Linked DNA regions of Homo sapiens: region 2 is linked to region 1. Evidence: chromatin contacts called from ENCODE Hi-C or POLR2A ChIA-PET data. All regions are on one chromosome and are shown on one strand. Each heading gives the region's core, a stretch centred on a gene start or an enhancer-like site at or near the end of the contact. The rest is flanking DNA. Distances are from core to core; before and after follow the strand shown. Region 1 overlaps CARMAL (coronary artery disease region linked MFGE8 regulatory lncRNA). Region 2 overlaps ABHD2 (abhydrolase domain containing 2, acylglycerol lipase).

Region 1 (7,884 bases), core at 3,301-5,800:
TTTCAGCATGAAACTGTTCCACCTCTGAAACCACCTTCTGCTGTGCAGCTGTGCAGCTGTGCAGCCTGGTTCTTAACAGGCCACGGACAGGTGCCAGTCCATGGCCCAGGGGTTGAGGACCCCTGCATTAAATAAGAACCCCCATTACCCCTCCCCCAAGCCCCTGACAACCACCATTCTGCTTTTTGTCCCTGCATAATTTGGTGACTTTAGGTATCTCATCTGAGTAGAATCATACAGTATTTGCCCTCTTGTGTCTGGCTTATTTAGCATAATGCCTTTAAGCTTCATCCATGTTATAGCATGTGTCAGAATTTCCTTTCTTTGTATGTATTTATATATAACATTGTGTCCTTTTTTTTTTTTTTTTTTTACACGGAGTCTCATTCTGTTGCCCAGGCTGGAGTGCAGTGGTGCGATCTCTGCTCACTGCAACCTCTGCCTCCCGGGTTTAAGCGATTCTCCTGCCTCAGCCTCCTGAGTAGCTGGGACTACAGACATGTGCTACCACGCCCGGCTAATTTTTTGTATTTTTTGTATTTTTAGTAGAGACGGGGTTTCACCGTGTTAGCCAGGATGGTCTCGATCTCCTGACCTTGTGATCCGCCCACCTCGGCCTCCCAAAGTGCTGGGATTACAGGAGTGAGCTATCGCGCCCGGCCAACATTGTGTTCTTATATTTATCTGTTGATGGACACTTGGTACAAATAGTTCTTTAGGCTGCTTTTTCCACTTAATATATTCTAGACATCATTTCATGTCAACAAAGTAAAATTAAATTATTATTTTTAATGACTATTTGGTATATTGCTCAACAGATATTTTATAAGTTATTTAACTAGATTGCTAACAATGAACACTTGATTATTTACAGTTTTTTTGCTTAATAGACTTTTCAGTGATGAACAATCTTTCCAATTTGTATTGAGAAACATATCACACAGGAGAGCATATAATGTATATGTTAAGCTTCAAGAATGCTAACAAAATGAACAGTCTGTATCCTACTCCCAGCTGAAGAAATAGAGTATTCTCAGAACCTCAGAAGCACCTGCAGGCCCTGCCCCATCTCATTGCCCTCTCATCCCCCGAGAGGGATCACTATTCTGATTTTTGTGTTAACCATTCCCATGCTTTTCTCTGTAATTTTATCATATGAGTATGTACATTCCTCCCCAAAAATATACAGCCTAAATGTAAGTCTACTGGATAAAAGAAAAAACATGGGTGCTATGGGCATCTTGGATCCTGGCCTTCCTTTCCAGACTCAATGCATCCAGTTATTTCCAGCTCAGAGAGCCCCTCCTCCATCATTGGTGTGATTCTCCACCTCCTCCTTCAAGGAAATCCTCCTTCCTACTAGGTTGTTATCAGTTTAGAATACCCCTCCACCTCTGCCTCTACTCCCATCCACCCGTTATGGCAAACTCATTTAGAATCATTGTCCATAGCACATTTTCCAGAAATGTTAATTAAGGGTGTAGAATAACACCATATTAGGAGGCTTCAACAGAATTGTCCAGGGCAGACTTGGGCATCCCCAGTCTCACCACTTGGGAGGTCCTGACCTCTGGTGTATGATATGCCTCCTCTTCCTCCTGAGGGCCTCTTGTTTCTTTTCCTGACAGTCTGTAGCTTACTCTTGGGTAAAATTAATGCCAAACACTCCCTTCCTAAGAACAAACAATGATCTTAGACATTACATTGTTTTAATGCACATGAAGGAGGCATTTCACTAAATGCAGCATAATTGACTAATATCCCTTGTATTTCAAATGAATATAGGCTTTTCCACAATTTTCCAGAGAAGTTTTAGCTTCCCCACTTTGCCTCACCCTCCTTATGTCTATACAGACTCTAGCTTTGGTTATCTTCAAGCATGTGCTAACTCTTTCCTTCCAGAAGCCCCCCATGATATAGAAATAACAGCACTCTGCTTGCTTCTGTCCTAATGCAGGATCCCAGGGAAAAGGAAGACTTCCTTGGTAATTGCAGAGAATGGAATCTGAGGCTAGTATACTGGTATTATCTACCATTTACATAATACCTGCTATGTTCCTGGCACTTTACATACATTATCTGAAGAGTACATTTTATTACTTTTGCACATAAGGAAACTCGGGTTCAATCATGCATCCAAAGACATTAACGAGTGAATGATTGATTCAGAGTTTGGACCAGGTGTGTGCATCACTAAAATGTTTGTGTTTGTGACCATTCCTCTATATCCTCTCTTTGGAAAGAGAAAGCTATGCAATATTTAGGATTTTTTCCCTGAGTTTCCTAGATCTGCTGTAACAAAGTACCACAAACCTGGGGGCTTAAAACAACGGAAATTTGTTCTCTCACAGTTCTGGAGGCTAGAAGTTCAAAATCATGGTTCCTTCTGAGGGGTATGAAGGAGGATCCCTTTCTTGCCTCTCTCCTCTCTTCAGGTAGTTGCTGGCAATCCTTAGTGGTATTGGTTTGTAGATGCATCATTCCAGCATCTGCACTTGGCCCTCTTCCCTGTGTATCTCTCCGTATTCAAATCTCCTCCTCCTTTCTCTTATAAAGATACCAGTCTTTGGCCTTAGGGCCTACCTTAATCCAGTATGACCTCATCTTAACTTGATTACATCTGCAAAAGACCCTATTTCCAAATAAGGTCACATTCACAGATACCAGGGGTTAGGACTTGAACATATATTTTGGGGGGACACAATTCAACCCAATACCTTGGGCATCCTTGTCACCAAGGCATTCTCCTATCATATTTCCTTCCCAAGGCCTGGAGGAACATGGCTGCCTGCTCACACAAGTAAATAGGAGGTGCTGGAGGTCTTAAGCCACAGCAGGAGGGCTGGGCAGAAACCTGTGCTCAGCAAGATACCTTTTCAGTGAAGGGTACCTGTTGCGGCAGGCCAAGAGAGCCACGGGCCAGCCAAGAGGCCAAGTCAAGCTGTAGTGAAACAGTTCCCTTTGGTGTCTGCAGCTGAGTGCCTGATTGCACAGTGGCATGGCACAGCTGTGTTAGTCGTCCTTTCTCCAGATGCCATGAAGTCTGGAAAATGTGTCTGGATACTTGTGAGGTCACCATACTTAGGGAGTTTGGACTCTGAATAAACAAGCGGCAGAAAGTCTTGAGATTCACAGCTCTTTCTGCTCCAGATTCTATACAGTTGAGGAAGGAGATGTGAATTGATGGTGGGGCCCCATGTTGGGGTGATCAGACCCAACACCAGGCCATGGGGGCTACGAAGTCCAGTGGAGTTAAAGGAATGAGACAAGACAAGAGTGCATAAAGTGGGATCAGGGGGCCAATGCTAGTATGGAGGCTGCTAAGGCCCGGAGCTCTGGAAGCCCACACTATTTATTGGTGATCAAACAAAGAAGCAGGTGGTGAGGATGTGGGGGTTGAAAGAAAGCAGTGTATCAAGCACATGATCTACAACTGTGACAGTTTAGCATTTTCTTTGAAGCATATGGAACATGTTCTGCTACTTGAGATAATGGGAAACATGTTCTTCTAGTTTAAGTTACAATCGATCTAATAGCCTGGGAGTGCTAGAAGCAAGAAGCCAGCAAGTCTAGACACATTCCAGAGGCCACAAGGAGTTTTAAGCCCTGAGCCCTGGATTCTGTCCAAGCCACAAGGGGTTTTATGCCCTGGGCTTAGATTGTGGTGTGGCAGGGCAGGTTTCCACCCTTTGGCACAGAGCTTGGTGTTCCAAAGGCCATGAGGGGTTTTAGACCCTGGACCCCAGGCATGTTCCAAGACTGTTTTACATTATGTCAGCCATGCAAGCCCTGCCTCAGCCTTTTTCCCAATACTCAGCTTTTCTCGAACACCCCAGATGTCTTCTGTGAGACCTGGCTGGAGTTCTACAGCACCTCCTGCCTGCTACTATCCTAACACTCTGTGGAGCAAACTCTATTCACTTGTTCTCCATCTTTTCCTTCTGGGCTCTGAGAGTCCAAACCTTGAGGTAGGTACCATGACACATTGGGGTCTCCACTCACAGCCTGATGCCTGTAGATGATCAGCCACTGTGTAATGAATGAACTCATTCTTCAATAAACCAGTGAATGATCACATGAAAGAAACGGTCTAGTGGGACTCTCTGGCCACAAATACTGAATCACCTTCCTCTTCTTTACCATAGAAGAAGGGAGAATTTCTTTCTCAAAGACCAAACCCTAGACTTCATAGTCTTTTTCTGTTTTTCTCCCCTACAGGACTTCTACCCCTCAGGGTCTCCCACAGAGCATTCTGTGGGCAACTAACCATCTAATGTTATTTTTATAGGGCCCAAGGGAGAAATTCTTATACATACACACATGTGCGCGTGCACACACACACACACACACACACACAAACTCTGTGTGTGTGCATGTATAAATGATTTCAGTTATGTACTGCTACATAACAAACCACCCCTAATGTAAGTAGCACAAAACAACCATTTTATTTTGCATACAGAGTCTTTGAGTCAGGAAATTAGACAGCAACTAGCAGGGGTGGCTAGCCTCTGCTCCCTGGTGTCTGAGACCTCAGCTGGAAAGACTTGAAAGCTGAGAATGACTCAACAATTGGGGGCTAGAGTCATCCGGAGGCGTCTTCACCCACATGTCTGGTGGTTTGGCTGGAACCTCAGCTGGGCTTTCAGCCCAAACACCTACACGTGGTCCCTCCATGTGTTCTCTCCACACGGGCTAGCTGGGCTTCATCAGACTAGCTGGTAACTGGGGTCCAAGGGAAGGTGTCCCGAGAAAGCAAAGCACAAGTGCATGGCATTTTTATGACCTGGCCTCAGAAGTCACAGAGCACCATATGGCATCATATGATATTGGTCAAGGTTACAGAGTTTTCCCAGGTTCAAGGCATGAGGAAGTGGGCAAGCTTCCTCTTTTTTTTTTTTTTTTTTTTTTTTTTTTTGTCAAGAGGGAGTCTCTCTCTGTTGCCCAGGCTGGAGTGCAGTGACTAGATCTTAGCTCACTGCAACCTCCACCTCCCGGGTTCAAGTGATTCTCCTGCCTCAGCCTCCTGAGTAGCTGGGACTACAGGCGCATGCCACCACACCCTGCTAATTTTTGTATTTTTAGTAGAAATGGGGTTTCACCATATTGGCCAGGCTGGTCTTGAACTCCTGACCTTGTGATCCACTCACCTCAGCCTCCCAAAGGCAAGCTTCTAGAACAGCACATGGACAGAAGATATTGGTATGTCACTTGGAAAACAGTCTGGCAAGCTCTTTTTTTCTTTTCTTTTCTTTTCTTTTTTTTTTTTTTTTTTAAAGAGATAGGATCTCTCTCTGTTGCCCAGGCTGGAGCACAGTGGCACAATCATAGCTCACTGCAGCCTCAAACTCCTGGGCTCACAAGCAATCCTCCTGTCTCAGTCTCTAGAGCAACTGGAACTATAGGCATGCACAACCACGCCTGGCTAATTAAGTAAATTTTTTTAAAGATGAGGTCTCACTATTTTTCCAAGGCTGGCCTCAAACTCCTGGCCTCAAATGATTCTCCCACTTCAGCCTTCCAAGTAACTGGGATTACAGGCATAATCTTTTTCTTTAAGTTGTAAAATTCACACACAAGACAGTAAATATAATTTAGTAGTTTAGAACTCTCCAATTGTGTTTCTCTGACCCTCGATCGAAAGTAACCACCCTTGTGAGTTTTGTGTTACTCATGTTCTTGCTTTCTTTATAATTTTGCCACTCCAGGTTTTTTCCTAAATAATATATTGTTTAGTTTTGCCTGCTTGCAAACTTTGTAAAAATGGAATCACACAGAAGCATTCTCCTGTCATCTTGTTCATTTACTCTTTTTTTTTTTTTTTTTTTTTTTGAGATGGAATCTTGCTCTGTCACCCAGGCTGGAGTGCAGTGGCATGATCTCAGCTTACTGCAACCTCTGCCTCCCAGGTTCAAGTGATTCTCCTGCCTCAGCCTCCCAAGTAGCTGGGATTACAGGTGCGTACCACCATGCATGGCTAATTTTTGTATTTTTAGTAGAGACAGGGTTTCACCATGTTGGCCAGGTTAGTCTTGAACTCCTGGCCTCAAGTGATCCACCTGCCTCGACCTCCCAAAGTGCTGGGATTATAGGCATGAGCCACCATGCCCTGCTATTTACTCTTGTATCATGAAGAAAGGGTAGGCTTGGTTGTGTTGTGGTAACAAACATCACCAAAATCTCAGTGGCTTATAACTCCAGTTATTTCTCACTTATACTATACAGATGTTGTGGATTGGCTGTAACTCTGCTCTGGGATCCAGGCTGAAGGAGCAGGCTCTATCTGGAACATTACTAGTCTCCAGGCAGAAGAAAAAGAGACAATGGTGAGCCATGTGATTTTTCTTCAAACTCCTCCTCAGAAGTGACATGTGTTCATTCTGCTCCCATTCTATTGGCCAAAGCAAGTCACATGGCTAAGCCTAAGTTCAGTGGGTTACAAATATAATCCCTATGTAGAAAGCGACCTGGAAGGAACACTCCTAGAGGGGCAACAGATATTTTGAAATAGTATCACAAGCTACCGTAGTATCCCTCCTTGTCACAATTATTTGCATCCCTAATACAAGCATCAGACATTAAGTCCAAGATCTCATGGTAGTTCCTACATTGGGTCTGGATGTGGTTTCCTCTTGGTCTGGAGATGCGGAACTAAGAAGTCTAGTTATCAGCCCTCCACATACCCCATGGGCCAAAGAAGAACAGGGATGGGGTAATCTCAATAAACACTCAGCAGATCTGGGGGAAGGCCTGAGGTTCTGCATTTCTAACATTATTTAGAAAGGAAAGAATGAGAGACATGATATTGGTCAAGGTTACACAGTGTTTACAGGTTCAAGGCATGAGGGAGTGGGCAAGCCTCTAGAATAGCATGTGGACAGCAGATATGGGTAATCATTGATCTATGGACATCTTGAAATTCCACTGGGCTGACATCATAAGGGGCCCCCTATCCTGGGGATAGGGAATATTTCTAGATTAGGTCTTAGTCCTGCCCCTGGAGGAAGGGGGTTCCTCATGCCATTCTCTTTCATGGCCTTTGGCTCTGCCGTCCGGAAGGGCCTTCCTTTTCTATTTTCCTCCTAATGAAGGCGTGTGCCTTCCTGAAGTGTGCCCCCCGCTTGCTCTCTGTGGTAGACTGCATTATTAAATACTCATTGCTCCTCTCCATGGGTCTGTTTTGCTGAACCCTAATTAACCTCAGTAGGGAAGGCACCAGGTTCAAGAGGTCAAAGAAGAGACCCAAAGGTAGCAAATAAGACATGGGGTTTTGGCCGGGCACGGTGGCTCACACCTGTGATCCCAGCACTTTGGGAGGCCAAGGCGAGTGGATCACCTGAGGTCAGGAGTTCAAGACCAGCCTGGCCAACATGGTGAAACCCCATCTCTACTAAAAATATAAAAAATTAGCTGGGCATGGTGTCAAGCGCCTATAATCCCAGCTACTTGGGAGGCTGAGGCAGGAGAACCGCTTGAACCCGGGAGGTGGAGGTTGCAGTGAGCCAAGATTGTGCCTTTGCATTCCAGCCTGGGCAACAAGAGCAAAACCCCGTCTCAAAAGAAAAAAAAAGACATAGGGTTTTATTTGGGGCTTACATACAGGGGAGAGTCTCCAGCAGTGGCAGACTGGACAGGAAAAACGCAACCACTTGCAAACAGCATGCAGTTTATACAGTATTTTCACTTAAAACCCTCCCCTTAACAACCTTCACCTGGTAACCTGCATTTAACCTAAAACAAATGGCCTCCATCCCTTATACGGCCCACATTCCACCAGACAGGAAGGGAGTGGGGTGGAGCTCACATGTTCCTCATAGACAGGAAGGAATCTCTGGGTTGGCCACTCCCAGATTCCCTAGCTCAGAGCACACACTCAGGTGCGTC
Region 2 (7,884 bases), core at 1,577-4,076, 75 kb after region 1:
TATAGTTAATAGTTTAGTTTCACTTTTTTTTTTTTGTTGGACAGAGTCTTACTCTGTCACCCATGCTGGAGTGCAGTGGCCCGATCATAACTCACTGCAGCCTTGACCTCCTGGGCTCAAGTGATCCTCTTAACTCAGCCTCCCAAATAGCTGGGACCACAGGCATGTGCCACCACACCCAGCTAATTAATTAATTAATTAATTAATTTTTTGGTATAGATGAGGTCTTCCTATGTCACCCAGGCTGGTCTCAAACTCCTGGCCTCAAGCAGTCCTCCCACTTGGCCTCCCAAATTGCTGGGATTACAGGCATGAGCCACCACACCCAGCCTGACAGTTTCGCCTTTTAACTTGAGAACCAAGCTGCGGGCGACATGTGACCCCACTATAAAAACAGAACGGCCAGGCACTGTGGCTCACACCTGTTAATCCCAGCACTTTGGAAGGCCGAGGTGGGCAGATCTCTTGAGGTAAGGACTTCAAGACCAGCCTGGCCAACATGGTGAAATCCCATCTCTGCTAAAAATACAAAAATTAGCCAGGCATGGTGGCGTGCGCCTGTAACCCCAGCTACCCAGGAGGCTGAGGTGCGAGAATCGCTTGAACCCGGGAGATGGAGGCTGCAGTGAGCAGAGATCACGCCACTGCACTCCAGCCTGGGCAACTCTGTCTCAAAAAAAAAAGTTAAAGCAGGAAGAGGGGAAGAGGGAGTTACTCCTGAGTGATCCCCCTTTGTTGTGACTAGTGTTGTTTAGTACTTGCCTGAGCCCCAGAACTTGGTCTCTTTACCCTTTCTCCTGTTTAGTGCCAGCTTCTGGCTTGGAAGCCCACGTTGACCAGCTCCTCAATAAACAGATTTCTATCAGGAATATCTACCAGGGTTCTCCGTGTTGCTGAAAAGCCCCTAGTTCAAGATAACCTTTAAAATGGCCAGCATCAGAATATATACATGCTAATTTGATATATTTTTAAAGGTAGAGGTTGGCTGTTGACGACTCCAGATATGTTTGGTCTCATCACATTGGTTCTAGATAACTAATATTTTTAAAGGATGACTAATAGACTCATAGGAGTCTCTAGAATGAAAGCATCTGTCTGTCCTTATCATGTTTGTTTTATCATCCAAATAAGCCCTGGACGCAGTGGCCAAGGCCCCAGTTGAAGTCTCAACCCTGCTCTTGACTAGCAGTGTGAATGTGGCCAAGCCATGAACTCCCTAGCCTCAGGATCCCTGTGGTAAAGTGGGGTTAACAGTATCTGCCCATTTCACAAAATTGTCATTGAAGGCAAATGAGATCATTTTAAAAAGGACTTTGAAAAACTATGAAGTGCTGTATAGATAAATAAAATAGCAGTTTTATTTATTATGCCGTGTTCAAAGAAAAAAGGTAAATAAATTCTTGATGCTAGAACCACTGAGATTAGTACCTCAAACATCCTTGACTTCCTTTGTTAAAGAGCTTGGGGGGACATCCTTAATGTTTCTGAAGTTGCAAAGGGAGAGGCCCCAGGTTTCACTCCGGGTGACATAATTTCTTTGCTGTAGTAAGATTCCAGTGGCATTTGCCTTAGCATGTATCTCGTTCTTGCAGCTAAATTAGAGCACGGTAACTATTTCCTCTCATTCCTTTTTAATCTGTGAAATCATGAGCCTTACTCTTGCCTTGTTAAGGAGGAGAAGCCAGACTACTCAGAGGACCCCCACGGAGCTCCTCAGCAAGTGGCCTGCCCAGCCTTCCCCTCCACAGCCCCTGAGCCATCACCACATTTGGGATCTTCTTCTCCACCCAGTTCCTTACTTTTCAGCTCATATCGTCACATTTATTGGTCTCAAGTCTCTTGTCTTGGGTTGGGCTGGGAAGGAGGAACATGCAGGAACGGAATACCAGTCGGATTCTAGCCTCCTGCGTTCCCATTGAATGCAGGAGGGGTTGAACCCAGTGACATTTTGAATATAAATATTTTCATCAGAGTTAGGCTAACATTAAAGAATTTTTCTTTGGGAAAATATTTTCTAAAACAAAGTCTGCTGAGCCAATTCGATTCCATGATGAGTTTTTTTTTAATACAATACAGTTAAATTTTATCTTCATCAGGGTTGTTTTCCATTTAAATTTACTACAAAGACTGGAGTCATTAATCGTTTTTTTGTCCGTGTCATATATTATGACCATAGCTTCTGCTATAGCAAGTTCTCTTGCGGCTGTTAGTTCCACCAAGTCCAATTCTCTAAGTTCAATTTTACAGGTCTAAATGTTTTTATGAAAACTAGATTCTTCTGTCAATTTTTAGACAATCCCAGTATTCAATTTACCACATGCAGTTTTAACTATTGCCAGTTTTATTATCAGTTGATTCTTTGAACGAACCACTGGGAGATAAACAGGAGACTGATAGTATATATTTATCAACTAATTCATTTTTTAAAAAAAGTGTGGCCAAGTGCGGTGGCTCACGCCTGTAATCCCAGCACTTTGGGAGGCCGAGGCGGGTGGATCACCTGAGGTCGGGAGTTCAAGACCAGCCTGACCAACATGGAGAAACCCCGTCTGTACTAAAAATACAAAATTAGCTGGGCATAGTGGTGCATGCCTGTAATCCCAGCTACATGGGAGGCTTAGGCAGGAGAATCGCTTGAACCCAGGAGGCGGAGGTTGCAGTGAGCCGAAATTGCACCGAGCTGAGATTGCGCCATTGCACTCCAGCCTGGGCAATAAGAGCAAAACTCCATCTCAAAACAAAAAAAAAAAAATGTGATTAATTTTAGACATAGAGATGAAAATAGAGATAGAGTAGAAGGAAATGGCCTCAAGTCAAAAGGGGATGTTCAAGATCATTAGTCATAAAGGAAATGCACATCAAAACCACCAAGAGATGCCACTTCACACCCACTAGGATAGCTATAGTAATTTCTTTTCAATGGACAACAGCAACTGTTGGTGAGGATATGGAGAAATTGGGACTCTTGTATGTTCCTGATTGGGAATATAAAATGGTACAGCTGCTGTGGGAAAAAGTTTGGAGTATCCCCAAAAAGTTAAACATAGAATTGCCATATGACCCAGAAATTCCACTTCTGGGACACAACCCAGAGAATTGAAAACAGATGTTCAAACAAAAGCCTGTACATAAATGCTCACAGCAGTGCTATTCACAATAGCCAAAAATTGGAAACCATCCAATGTCTTTTTTCTTTTTTTTTGAGATACGGTCTCACTCTGTCGCCCAGGCTTTAGTGTAGTGGCACAATCTCAGCTCACTGCAACCTCCGCCTCCTGGGTTCAAGCAATTCTCCTGCCTCAGCCTCCCGAGTAGCTGGAATTACAGGTGTGTGCCACCATGCCTGGCTAATTTTGTATTTTTAGTAGGGATGGGGTTTCACCATGTTGACCAGGCTGGTCTCAAACTCCTGACCTCAAGTGATCTGCCTGCCTTGGCCTCCCAAAGTGCTGGGGTTACAGGCGTGAGCCACCACACCGGGCCTACCATTCAGTGTCTATAACTGATGAAAAAATAAACAAAATGTGGTATATTCATACAATGAAATACTATTCAGCCGTAAAAAGGAATGAATTACTGATAACATGTTGCAGCATGGATGACTCTCAAAACATTATGCTAAGTGAAAAATCCCAAGACAAAAGGTCACATGTTGATAATTCTGTTGATAAGAAATATACAGAATATGTCAACCTACAGAGACAGAGAGCAGATTAGTGGTTGCCAGGGAATGGGAGACGGAGAAAATGGGAAGTGACTGCTTCATGCATACAGGCTTTCCTTTTGCAGTGATGAAATATTCTGGAACTAGATAGAGGTGATGAGTGCCCAATATTTTGAATGTATTAAATGCTACTGAATTGTAGACTTTAAAATGTTATATGTATTTTACCTCAAAAAAGTCGTGGGGACAAAGTGATGAATTCAAAATGTGTTACTGTGCTTTAAGACCAGTAAAGATCATTGACCAGGAGTCTTAGAAACTCTACTTTCCTAGATGTCTTCTTGAAAAAACAACTCCAGTAGGCCGGGCACAGTGGCTCACACCTGTAATCCCAGCACTTTGGGAGGCCAAGGCAGGCAGATCACTTGAGGTCATGAGTTTGAGACCAGCCTGGCCAACATGGTGAAACTCCATCTCTACTAAAAATATGAAATTAGCCAGGCGTGGTGGCAGGTGCCTGTAATCCCAGCTACTCCAGAGGCTGAAGCAGCAGAATCACTTGAACCCAGGAGGTGAAGGTTGCAGTGAGCCGAGATGGTGCCATTGCACTCCAGCCTGGGCTACAGAGTGAGACTCCATTGCAAAAACGAAACAAAACAAAACAAAAAAACACTTCAGCCCTTTTGTGTGCTCAGATTTGCTTTTAGAAAATGGATGCATGGAGAGAAGAAAACAACATTTAAGGAGATTACCTGTTTCTCCTGTTTCTTATGTACATTGTGTTGCAGGTAAAGCAGATGCTCAAATAAATACATTTGAGAAGTATGTGAAATGCCAAGAGTTGGGGACAGGGACAGAAAGATGAGCCTTCAGAAGAACTAGATGGGAACATGATGGTTTAATGTGGGCCGTGGGGTATCAGGGCAGTAAAGAAGCCTCTTGAATCAAAGACAAGCCCAGCTCAAAACCTTTCAGGGGACGTCTGTCCCCTTCTGGCTGCCTAGCATTCATTCTTCCTTTCTAAGGGCATACAAATTTCCCCTTGGGGAAGTTCTTCTCTCCCACTGCATGCAGGTAATAAATCAAAGTGTGTCGCCCACCCACTCTGAAATTGAAGGCATCCCTTTTAGTTGCCGTACTCCTGGGACATTGACCTTTGAGTAGGGTGGGGGGACACTGGTACTAATGGTGTAAAAAGCACATCCCTGGAACAGCCCCCTGGTTTCTTTCTTGGATCCTGCCCTCATTTCACGCCTGGTTCTCCAGCCTCTTTTCCATTTAGTAGGCACCCCAGTGTCCTTCTGTGTACTCCTTTCTTAAGTTAGTCAGAGTTGGGTTTTGTTGCTTTAAGCAATGCATCCTATCTGACAGAAACTTCAAATGCTGAGGAGTAGCTGCTGATGGGCATTTTGTTCACTGGAAAGGACTTGCTGCAACTTGCTGAGATGTGAGGACTCAATCTCAGGCAACATATCCTAAACATCTAGTGTGTGCCAAGTCCTGTGCTAATTTGGTAGAGAAGTACAAGGGAGAATCAAAGGAAATAACAGTGAAGTCTGAGTTTAATCACTAGCTATAAAATAGTTTGATTTACAGCCAAGGAACTTAGGTACCATAAGGAAGAACTGGTCACCCACTGGTTTAAGGCAAAGATGAGCATCAGTCAACTTTATTTTTTCAACTCTCTTTTTAAAACACCAGCTGTCCGTGCCTATGTGAGCTTCATCTGCTCAAAGACGTACGTGTGTGTGTGTGTGTGTGTGTGTGTGTGTGTGTGTGTGTGTGTACGTATGTATATGGGGGGTGGGAGGGAGATCCAGACCCTTGTGGTCTTTCCCACTGACCAATTCTCTTAGTAAGCCAGATGTCGATTATAAATAGGCTCAGAAGATAAGGACAGGCTGGCCTCTATATTTTGTTGTGGCCCAGCTTGTTTGTTAGTAACAAACATTTATTAACCGCTGGCCACGGCACAACATTGGCCACAATACCATAAGGATTAGTAAAGAAGTAGAAGAGACTGTTTCTACTTTCAGGGAGTTAAGGGTAAAACATGCCCAGATGCTTCAACTCAAGAATAGCTTTAAAAAATACAGACAGAAAGACATGCAAATTAGCGTAGTAAAAATGGAATATTCTGTAAAACATGAAGAAAGCAATGAAATTTTACTATAGGATTTAATGGAGAGATGTACCATGTTTTTGGATGGGACACATCAGTATTGTAAAGGTGTCAATTATCTCCTAGGTAATATATATTTGTCGTGTTTCCAATCAAAAATCTAAAATTTTTATAGAACTAAACAAGCTAATCCTATAATTAATCTGGAAAATAAAATGCTGAAATCTGCCAAGAAAATTTTGAAAAATAACAAAGGCAGCCTGCGCTATCAACTATCAAAGTATCTCATAAAGCTATATTAATTAAAGCAGTGTCATACTGGCATATGCATAGACAAATAGATCAATAAACTAGAATACAAAGTATAGAACCAAATCTAAATATTTAATTGAGAACTTGGTGTATATTAAAGATGTCCACTGAAAGTAGGGAAACGATAGGCCATTCATTGTGCAAGGACAATGAGCTAGTCTGTCAGAAAAAAATGAATTATATCTTCCCTTCACATCATTTTATAAAAGTAAGTGGATTTAAGGTTAATACATTTTTTAAAACTATAGAAGTAATAGAAGGAAACATTGGGAATTATGTTTATAATTGGGTATTGCATAGCTCTTTTTTTTTTTTTTTTTTTTTGAGACAGAGTCTCGCTCTTTCGCCCAGGCTGGAGTGCAGTGGCGCGATCTCTGCTCACTGCAAGCTCCGCCTCCCAGGTTTACGCCATTCTCCTGCCTCAGCCTCCCAAGTAGCTGGGATTACAGGTGCCCGCCACCACGCCCGGCTAATTTTTTGTATTTTCAGTAGAGACGGGGTTTCACCGTGTTAGCCAGGATGGTCTCGATCTCCTGACCTCGTGATCCGCCTGCCTCGGCCTCCCAAAGTGCTGGGATTACAGGCGTGAGCCACTGCGCCCGGCTGCATAGCTCTTTTTAAAACAAAATGCAAAACACAAAGGTTTTAACAAAACACAACAAAATCTATTGTATATTTTAACTTTATCTTGTTATATAACCATAAAAGATACTTTTAACTATAAAAGATATTTTTATAACTATAAAAGATATTTTTAACCATAAAAGATTAAAAACTAGGGCCGGGCACAGTGGCTCACGCCTGTAATGCCAGCACTTTGGGAGGCCGAGAGGCTGAAGTGGGCTGATCACCTGAGGCCAGGAGTTCAAGACCAGCCTGGCCAACATGGTAAAACCCCATCTCTACTAAGAATACAAAAATCAGCCGGGCGTGATGACATGCGTGCCTGTAATCTGAGCTTCTAGGGAGGCTGAGGCAAGAGAATCTGTTGGACCCGGGAGGCAGAGGTAGCAGTGAGCCGAGATCGCTCCACTGCACTCCAGCCTAGGTGACAGAGTGAGACTCCGTCTCAAAAAAAAAAAAAAAAAAAAAAACTACATAAAATAAAGTTAAAATATACAATAGATTGGAGAAAACATTTGTAACATATGATAGATAATGGCTTAATGTAGGGATAATAAAACAATACTTATAAATCAATAGAAAAATAGACAAAGGATATCAACAGACAGTTCACAGAAGAGAAATACAAATGACTAGTAAACATGAATCAGCGAAATGCAAATTCAAACAAGCAACTTTTTTTCAACCATAGATTGGGTCAACCTTAAACACAAGTTGAAACAAGATACCCATTTTTTTGCCCATCAAAGTGGCCAGAATGTAAAAGATTAATAATGCCAATTATTAATGAGGGTGAGGAAGACAGGTACTTTCCTTCGTTATTGGTGGGAATGTAAATGAACCCATCTTTTTTAGAAGGCAACTTGGCAGTATCTACAAAATGTAAAACGCACATACCTCTCAGTTCCATCACAGTGCCTTCTGTATGCCCTCTCATCAGGCTTACAAGGAGGAGAGTGCAAAAGCAGCCATATCTCCTAAGGGCCAGGCCTAAATTGGCATGGCAGTCCTTCTGCCACCTTCTGTAAGCCCAGAGAAGCCACAGGCCAGTCCAGATCACAAGGAGGGAATCTAGCTCCCGGCAGAAGAATGGAATAAGTGGAATTATTGGCCGCTACATTTTCGAACTACCACATAGATAGAAAAAGCATATTCCTTCGTG

Evidence for each region. Hi-C counts contacts between places; a loop is a spot of excess contacts on that map. ChIA-PET counts read pairs that join two places held with the same protein, here RNA polymerase II (POLR2A). Pooled maps may share reads with other maps.
Region 2: a pooled map shows a loop between it and region 1 (4-fold over the local background). The contact joins two enhancer-like sites. A Hi-C loop is called at or near these places in 14 of 168 maps with a recorded cell type or tissue (Right ventricle myocardium inferior, aorta, body of pancreas and 9 more), 1 of 37 single-sample maps with no recorded cell type and 10 of 50 pooled maps. POLR2A ChIA-PET finds 5 or more read pairs at or near these places in 10 of 52 experiments (A549, AG04449, GM12878 and 7 more).

What each region holds. Positions count from the first base shown.
Region 1 is chr15:89,063,866-89,071,749 of GRCh38, forward strand. It overlaps CARMAL (coronary artery disease region linked MFGE8 regulatory lncRNA), which reads left to right. Exons shown (of 4, transcript NR_183882.1): 2 at 6,226-6,326. It also overlaps a transcript of ABHD2 not described here. Among named protein-coding and RNA genes, the nearest start is that of ABHD2, 21 kb to the right of the region's middle. RefSeq lists enhancers at 4,368-4,417, 4,468-4,517. Within about 2 kb of position 4,551, at least 4 of the 41 ENCODE cell types and tissues checked have a DNase peak (open chromatin) inside an H3K27ac peak, as active enhancers do.
Region 2 is chr15:89,140,950-89,148,833 of GRCh38, forward strand. All of the region lies in intron 3 of ABHD2 (abhydrolase domain containing 2, acylglycerol lipase), which reads left to right. Among named protein-coding and RNA genes, the nearest start is that of ABHD2, 56 kb to the left of the region's middle. Within about 2 kb of position 2,827, at least 6 of the 41 ENCODE cell types and tissues checked have a DNase peak (open chromatin) inside an H3K27ac peak, as active enhancers do.